Linked DNA regions of Homo sapiens: region 1 is linked to region 2. The links are chromatin contacts, found by Hi-C in ENCODE. All regions are on one chromosome and are shown on one strand. Each heading gives the region's core, a stretch centred on a gene start or an enhancer-like site at or near the end of the contact. The rest is flanking DNA. Distances are from core to core; before and after follow the strand shown.

Region 1 (4,783 bases), core at 72-2,571, 420 kb after region 2:
AAAAATGATCTACTTTCCAGAACCTTCCATTTCCTAGAAGTTGGCAGAGTTTCTGTATCAGGCTGCGGCTTCTTTAGGACAGCCTGTATATTTCTGGGGAGCTAAAGGATGGAGTCTCTTTTGAAAATTAGTAAGAACAAATTAGGCCCAGTGGCCCAGGGGAGCTGTGTTGTAAAACATGAGAAAACTTTGTTTTCCAACTCTTTGGCAGTATTTTCATAAACTGATGACAATGAAAGGACAGAGATTATTTTTGTACATTGATATTATTCTAAAATATCATGGAGAAAGGTGTGAATGTTATCAGTTAAATGATTTAGTTGGGTAAATAGTGACTGCACAAAATAGAGGATTTATATCACTGGATTTTTCTAAGTACGCAATGAGGACATGTTGCTAATTATAAGAAGTTCACACATGCTACCACATAAGAATGCTTTCTACACAATCTTTCTCTTTCTCCTTAATTAATAAAAAGACCTATGTTACGCTACGGGAACATAAGAAAATTATTATGCGAAAAAAAATCACTATAATCAAGCATTGAAACTATCACTATCACACTGACCCTGAGAATTTGCTAACGTAGTTTAAAAGTAATTAAGAAGGAAAGCTAGCCTTCTACATTTTCAGTCTCGGTCACTGTGGCTACTGGGTTCATCGATGATTGCCAAATCTTGCAAAACTACAGTCCTCTTATCCATGTGGTTTTTAAAACTATAAGCTTCTATTGTGAATAAGCTTGATTTTCTGCTTTAGAAATCCATCAACTGCCAGTCTGTTCTCACGGCATATTGCTAAGAGAGACTCCACAAAGAGCCCAGGTGCATACACCATGAATCAAGTTCTTCATACATTTTAATTACAGTTTATCACAAGTGGGAGAGGTAAGTGAAGAAGGCTTCTTCATAAAATGTTCATTAGAAATGGCAATTTTCCATAGGGGAAACAAAGATGGCATCCTTCAACTTGTTAATCTGAAAAAGTCCCCAGATGTGAATTGTGCCTCTGTAAAAATCATATGCAAACCACATTTAGGCCTGTGGCTCAGCCCAAAACTTTTGAAGAGGGGAGTAAGGGACAAGGAAGGAAACGGAGTGAGCAGTGAAAGAGGAAGATGAAGTTTCTCAGACTTTGTGGACATGTACAAAACAGTTCTTTCTACTTACTATTTAAGCTATTACCCCCTTGCAGGGGGGAGGTTTGTTATCTCCTTAGCCATTTCAAAAGCCTTGGGAGGGAGCAAGCCAGTAAGGGAGTTTTTCTGTGTGTGTCTGTGAGTCAGCAGAAGCCGGAAGCCTTACAAAAAGACTTCAAACAACAAGCTGGAGAGCAGGACAATAGCTTCCACCTCCAGACAGTGAGAAATTGCATTATCCTGAGGGATCACGGCCACCCATGCTCAATGGAGATAAGTAAGAACATTCTCTGCTCTGGCCAATAGGAGATCTGCAGCTACAGCTGCTCACAGAAGCTCTGGGTGGCCTCCATTCCAGCGGCTCCAAAAGGTTTCAAGGCACAAAAACACTGCTGCCGGGTGGTGCTCCCAAGTGCAGGGGGTGGAGGGGAGAGGCTGACGAAGACGAGGGTGGCAAGCTGCATCCCCCCACCAGGTGCTCCAAATCCCCTCTCCCAGCTCAGGGAAATCACAAAGAGGTCTCCAGGCGGATTCCAGCCAGGCGGCTGGTGCAGAGCCTGTGCCTCACCACCACCCACAGCAATGAATGGAAACTGCCCCAGAGACTCCAGAAAGTGGGGAGAAATTCCCTGCTGAGCAGTTCAGTGCTCTAGGAGCAATAGTGTAATTAATGGCACTTACTGAAAGAGCGGGGCATTCCAAATTCAGCCACAAGGAAGAAAGACGCCTTACCACACACCCTACACAGCAGGCACAAAGCCCCTTGTCATGTTCCCTTTAGAGACTCAGGCAAATCTGATCAGGAACTGACATTCGCAGTACAGTTTTACATTTACCAAAAGGCATTAACTGTCCCCTGAGAGAAGAAAAAAATCTTCACATTTGACGGAAAGTTATGTGAAAGTTACAGTATGAGCTCACTTTGAGGATACCATAAGTCACATAGAGGAATTACCTGAGTAAAAACATTTATTTCACTTATTAATAGTATCTGATATCCAGTTTTATAGTACTTCTTATGTTTCCCATTGTCATAGGTTATATATATATGTTTTTAATTTATTTTGAGACAGGGTCTTGTTCTGTTGCCCAGGCTGGAGTGCAGTGGTGAGATCACAGCTCACTGCAGCCTCCAACTCCCAGGCTTAAGCAATCCTCCCACATCAGCCTCCCAAGTAGCTGAGACCACAGGCATGTGCCACCACACCCTGCTAATTTTTTTAATTTTTTTTGTAGAGACAGAGTCTCACTATATTGCCCATGTCGGTTATATTTTTAAATCTTTCCTTGCCTACAGCTAATATCTACATAGTATGTTTGATTGACAAGAAAAAAAAAAAACTAGTTGGAAAGTATCAGATATGCTGCTAATACAGAAATCTCATATTTGCATATAGTCCCCAGACCAAACAACCCCTCTGCAGAACCTAATGTTGTACAGAAACTCTTTTTAAAGAAAGAGTATATATTTTTATTTTCTTTATTTACATATATACATACACACATAAAAAGAGAGACACACTTATGAGTGTGTGTGACCGTGACAAGCAAGAAGGGATTCTAGAAGGATGCAGAAGATGGGAAAGGTAGTACTAGAACTGGAGCACTGCTACCACCTGAATGCTGACAATAACATTTCATGCAAAACCAAAATGGATGGAGGTTTTAAAAATTAAAATTAACTTGTCTGGCAACTAGTGCATTGAAGTGGAGGTTGAAAGACTAGGGAGACCTTTTCCACTCAGCCCTTGATTTGCTGTGGGGCCTACATCAAGTTGTGCTATGCCTCTGTTATAACGTCTGCAAAATGGAGATAACACTTCCTGCTACCTACCTCAGAGAGCTGTTAGAAGATTAGATACCGAAAAAGAAAATCCTCAAAGCCCTTTAAGTTTCTCATACATATAAGACATGCAATGTAATAAAACACCCGTACTCTCTACAAAAGCCCTGAGAGACTCACGGCTATAGAAATAGGAAACAGACGCCAGCTGTACAGCATGGATGCATTCACAATCAGGGAGGCTGGCTGCAGATTCCAGTGACAAGGCAGGGAAAATAACTCTGACATTCACATGTACTCAGACAAAACACCCAGGAAAAGGGAGGAAAATAGTATTGTTTCAGTAGAGCACCAGTAAGTGAAAAGAAGCAATCTTCACAGATAACATTCCTAATTCCTGCTTAAAAGTCTGGATCTACAAGAAGACAATCAAGTGACAACATTACACTGGTAGCCTTTAAGGTTTAGAAAAATCTCATATTAAAGTAAATTGGGCCAAGTAGAGTGGCTCACGCCTGTAATCCTAGCACTTTGGGAAGCTGAGATGGGAGGACCACTTGAGCCCAGTTTGAGACCAGCCTGGGCAACACAAGGATACCCCTATCTCTACAAACAATAACAATTTTAAAAATTAGCCAAGCATGGTGGCACACACCTGTGGTGCCAGCTACTCGGGAGGCTGAGGTGGGAGGATTGCTTGAGTGCAGGAGGTCAAGTCTGCAGTGAGCTGTGATCAAGCCACTGCACTCCAGCCTGGATGACAGAGCAAGCCTCTGTCTCAAAAATAAAATAAAATAAGTAAATTGGCTCTCTAGAGGGGTAAGGGTAATAACCCCCACACTGAACAAAATGTAAAGAAGAGAATGCATAAATTACAGTATTTTAAATTAATTTATACTGGAAACAAAAGCCATGCTTGACTGTACATAGCCATCTAAGGAAAATAATTACTCTTGGGTCCATAAGGAAATTGGGAGAAAAGTATTAAATGTTCATCTATTCTAAGATATTCTGAATTATGAAAAGTTTAAAATTCAAATTAATCAATTAATTAAACACATATTATTATTATATCAAGGATGTATTGTGAGTTCCATGTCAGGTTAAAATTAAAAAAGATGAATAATATCCTTTTCCTGGTTCTCATGAACCTCAAAGTCCAGCAAGGAGAGACAGAGACAAAATAAAGTATAACACAATGTGGGAAGGGTTTGAGTCAAGTATAAACAGAGTGCTAAGGAAGAACAGAGGGAAGATGTAATTGATTCTGTATGGAAAAGAGGAGGGGGAGGGGCTTAGGAAAGTCTCAGAGAATTTGACACTTAAACAAGACCTTGCAAAATGTACAATATTTCACCCAATATAGAGCAAGGGGAAGGGGCATTTTAGATAAATAAATGGCAGCCCACATCTCAAGGCATGTCTACATATGTCCGAGTTAAGTGTCACACAACGCAGACAGCCCGGAAGGGCCTGGATTGCAAGGTCTTTGTGAGGAAGGAGGCATCACAGGACGAGATTTTTGAAAAGAGACTTGGTATTTTCTACAACTCAATAAAAGAGAAGGAGGCAAGTGTACAGGAAGAGAAGCAGCAGGAACAGGAGGTAGCCCTGGCCCCTGGGCCTGAGACAGACCTTGGGGAAACCGACAGCATTGCTAAGGCCAGTTCTGTAGGTAGAGGTGAGGAAGACAAAGAGGCAGAGAAGCAGGAAGGCATAGTGCACTGAACCATGACTCAGAAATGGTCAAGAGTGGGACTTCCAGGAGAAGTAGCAGGCCCAACCTAGATGGACAGTGTAGTACACAGAATAATGGCCACCAATATATCAGGTCCTAATCTCTGGGACCTGTAAATGTTACC
Region 2 (4,385 bases), core at 1,114-3,613:
ACAAAATTGGCCGGGCATGGTGGCACATGCCTGTAATCCCAGCTACTCGGGAGGCTGAGGCAGGAGAATCACTTGATCCTGGGAGACAGAGGTTGTGGTGAGCTGAGATGGCGCCATTGCACTCCAGCCTGGGCAACAAGAGCGAAACTCTGTCTCAAAAAAAAAAGAAAAAAAAAGAGCTAAAAGATCCAGGTTTTGTAAAAAGTCACTCTTTTGTACTCAGACTGTAATGACTCTGGACAGATTAGACTGGGTTAAGGATTTTTTAAAATAGTCAAATTATGGATTATTTTATAATGAGGTAATACAGATATGTATGACCTCCTAAATGATTAAAAGAAATTTGTTTTAGAAACACAATGATTTTCTTCCTTGTAAAAGACATTTTGCCTAGAAATTTCTGTCTACTCATCATTATTAATAATTTTAAAAATCAACAATGCATGTTTTTGAGACACAGTCACGTTCTGTCGCCCAGGCTGGAGTGCAGTGGCATGATCTCAGCTCACTGCTCAACAACGCATTTTAATCACAAGTTTGCTTAACATCCATCAAATCCTGATACCTAAAATCAACTTACAATAGCACTTGATTATGTTCTAAAACATGAACCAAGTACTAATCCTAATTTTCAAATCTGCAAATAGGTAGGTACGTTTTATGAATTACTAATAGTCTTTAGTTGTAGTATATATATACACGAAAAATATGTTAAGGTGGTCTTAAATAAAGGCCCTTTCTTTTCAAACCCCTTCAATGTAATTTTACTGGCGTTCCAACAATAAATCAGATCATCTCCAGAGGTCTATTATAATATTTAATTCTACCATTTGTAATATTTATTCAAATAAAGGCAGTGCTTAGCATTTATAATGGCCATTTCCTTTCAGTAAACCAGAAATGGACTTACCCTATGTGAACTTTATTACTATAAAGAAACAACACTTCCAAATATTATGCATACTATATATCTTAGTCTATGTCAAAGAAAAACTACAGAATCATTCATTCCAAGTGATTACCACTAATTGAGGAAGCTATCTTCTCCTAGGCTTCGGGTCATTTAAAAAAGTGTCCCCCAGTTCTTTCAGCTGTTCAGATCTTACTCAGTGGGCCTCCCCAGTGCTTGAAGACTGCTGCTCAAAGCCAGATTTTATAGAAGAATGTGCAGCATGTCAAGTGATTCAGAGTGTAAACAGACTTAGGAAGCGCAGATACGCGAGACTGAGAAGCAACACAATAGACTGACCTTCTCATCAACCTCTTCCCCTCCCCTTTCCTTAACCATGGAAAGTCAGGCAAAGTCAAGGCACCAGAAGAAATAATAAATGAAAAATGACCCCCGCCAACTGTGGATTTTCAGTGCCTGATTACCCGCCCATCTCATCTTATGCATCAAAGAGCAAAGGGTATGGGAGAGCCGGTAGAGTAGCCAGGAAGAAAGGAAAAGAGGGATTATTTACTGGCCCTTTGAGATCTGGTTACCAGCCTGAAAAACAAGAACAGATGTATTTGCATGATTATAAAATAAAATGCCTTTCAAATAACTTAATCTTCAGGAATATTATAGTATATACATTTGTTTTTAATTCCCTAGGGATAGGCAACAGCCCGTGGGATCCTTTGTTTACCCGTGGGTATAAGGATGGAAGATTCTTACATGCACCCGGGAATGCATGCTAGTGAGCAACACGTGTGAGAACCAAGAGGATTACAGTATTATCCTGCTATTGTTTTCTGCACTACATCCACTTCAATCTACAGGACAATGAAAACAGAAATGGGCCCAAGAGATTATAAACAGGCTGTTGCCATTGAAGTCTGTTCTTCTTATGTTGAAGCAGCCCAGGATGCAGGCTTTGTTTCTTCAGGTTCTATCAAAAACCCTCCAAGAATGTGAAAAGAGTTAGTGGAGGTGAAATCACCCAAAAGGCAATTACTGTCTTCTCTCTCAGAGGAGTCAGTTTCAGCCAAGCAGACATAAAAATATAAAGTTTCCATCATAGCTGAAAGGTTCAAAGCCAACAGGCAAAGTACACGGGCTTTGGAAATGTTCGTGGTTAGTGGTAGGTAAGAAAGGATATAAACGCAGCAGCTCAGACTAAATATGAATTTCAGGGAAAAGGGAAGAACAGAGTGCAATGCTCTCCCACACTGTGCTTCCCTAGGATGGACGCAGACTTCATTTTCCATTTGGCACAAAAAGAACCTAGACCCACCCCAGCTGGATCATTCAAAAAGCCCTCAACGTGTTGTGTCCGCAGGGCCCACTTTTGCTCTGAACTAGGCCAGCTGGGCCAGCTGTCAAAAGGCTGAGCTCCGTCGAGTAGCAGGAGGCCATCAGGGTCACATATAAAAGCAAGCTGACTGGCTCATAGGGCGACAATCACATCAGACAAGGTCGGCTCACTTTTTCCATTCCAAGTCAGGGCTGGCCTGTAACGGTGATACGGTCATATTAATAACAACAGGGACATTAAAACCTTTCAGGGAAAGGGCTCAAAATGCTTTCCAAGGAAAAGCCTGCTATTAATTCCCCAAATGACAGATAAGACAACTCAGGCTGAGAGAGGGAGAATGATTAGGCCCAGAGAGCACATATGAGTTGGACAAAACTGAAAGAAAGAACTGAAGCCCACCCTCCCAGGTCACATTCTGGTCCTCAGAGTATTTTTCAACTCCACGGGGGCCTACTTCCTAAAAGACTGACTGCTCTGTTCTCAGGAACTGCAGAGGCTGGGCAAGACTCTCTGTACTCCATGTATTGTTTTAAAGCCTTCATATCCCACTAACTTACCTTCTGATTTAAACAGATAAGGGTCGTCTTTACTGTTTCTGTTGCTTTTTAATTTAATCCATTAAAATCTGCTAGAATTGCAAAATAAAAACCAAAACAAAATGTAGAATTAAGAAAAGCGGGCAGAAATGTTTACTCCTCCCACTAGCACAAGCAGGTGGTGTAATGTATACTCATAAACACACTCATCCCAAAGGTACAGCTTCTCATATTCCCCTGAGTAATTCAAACAATAACTAACTTGTCATTTGCTTGTTATTTCTCATTTAAACTAAAACTAATCTTTCAAAGTTTCCTATCAAACATATCAGAAATACTATGACTTTTCTCCATTTATAGTCTAAGATGATTTTGGAATCACAGAGTTACCTGGGCCTTCTTTCTAAGCAACTGGCACACATTGCTAAGCACTTTCTAATATTAAAGAGGCTATATAAACTTGTGATTAAGAGAAGGGACTTTGAGGCAAAGCTCTACTATATATATATAGATATATATCTACTATATATAGATATATATATCTATATATATCATCAGGCAAGGTTATATATGTTATGTATGTTTTATATATATGTATATATAACACATATATATTTGAGACAGGATCTTGCTCTGTCAGCCAGGCTGGAGTGCAGTGGCATGATCACAGTTCACTGCAGCCTCAACCTCTTGGGCTCAAGCAGTCCTCCCACCTCAGCCTCCCAAGTAGCTGTGCCACCTCACCCAGGTAGCTCTACTCTTTATGAGCTATGTGACCTTGGCAAGATCCTTAACCTCTCTGTCCAGCTTTCTCATCTGGAAAACAGGAAGAAGAATCACATGCTTCCTGTGGCTGTTGAGAGAATGGTATGAGCCAACACATGCAAAACGCTCACATGAATGCTCTATGCATAGCAAAGCCACTGCATGCATGTTAGTCCACAGACGAGCTTCCACTTTATGATAGAAAAATAAAGTTCTATGCCATGACTCCTGCCTGGGGGAACCACACCAAAGTGAACAGATGGAAAACAAAGTATGATTTTGGCATATTGTTTGGCTGAATGACAATAGGTAGTGAAGACAGTTAAGTAGAAAAGTCATTGCAGTAATCAAGGAACACTTCTTGTAGGAAAGGAATGAAATTTTCATCAAAATAGGAATAAATGCTTCCTTGGTTCTCTTTGGGTTATTCACAGTCCCTCTTATATTGTATACTTATTAGAGTATGACAGGAAAATGCTGGATTCAGAAATAATTATGCTTGTCATACAAATTTTTTAAAAAGAGCAAGAGACAATCCAATGGTTATCAACTGTCTGATGAAAGTGTTTCCTAGGTAGCTATTTATTTTAGAATAAGAATGACAGTAACTATTAAAAAATATTTCCTGCTTTTTAATAACTGCACCTTAAGATAACACTGGTGTTCTGTCTCATCAACTGAGGCCCTATTCAACCTGCTGAATCCGACTTCAGTCACTCATTCATCAAATGTGGTTTTTTGACATTTTTTCCCCTACCACCTCCCAAGCACCGAGTACTGAAGTGTTAGGAATTTAGAAATAAATAAGACACATTCCTTGTCCTCAAAGTGTACCTTAAACCAG

What was found. Hi-C counts contacts between places; a loop is a spot of excess contacts on that map.
Region 1: a map of heart right ventricle shows a loop between it and region 2 (3-fold over the local background). The contact joins two enhancer-like sites. A Hi-C loop is called at or near these places in 2 of 168 maps with a recorded cell type or tissue (endothelial cell of umbilical vein and heart right ventricle).

The regions. Positions count from the first base shown.
Region 1 is chr6:22,022,394-22,027,176 of GRCh38, reverse strand. The region is part of intron 7 of CASC15 (cancer susceptibility 15); the gene reads right to left. Among named protein-coding and RNA genes, the nearest start is that of NBAT1, 120 kb to the left of the region's middle. RefSeq lists enhancers at 1-51, 1,067-1,236. Within about 2 kb of position 1,321, at least 12 of the 41 ENCODE cell types and tissues checked have a DNase peak (open chromatin) inside an H3K27ac peak, as active enhancers do; they include endothelial cell of umbilical vein and heart right ventricle, where a contact is called at or near this core.
Region 2 is chr6:22,445,395-22,449,779 of GRCh38, reverse strand. The region is part of intron 4 of LOC105374971 (a long non-coding RNA gene); the gene reads right to left. Among named protein-coding and RNA genes, the nearest start is that of HDGFL1, 120 kb to the left of the region's middle. Within about 2 kb of position 2,363, at least 6 of the 41 ENCODE cell types and tissues checked have a DNase peak (open chromatin) inside an H3K27ac peak, as active enhancers do; they include endothelial cell of umbilical vein and heart right ventricle, where a contact is called at or near this core.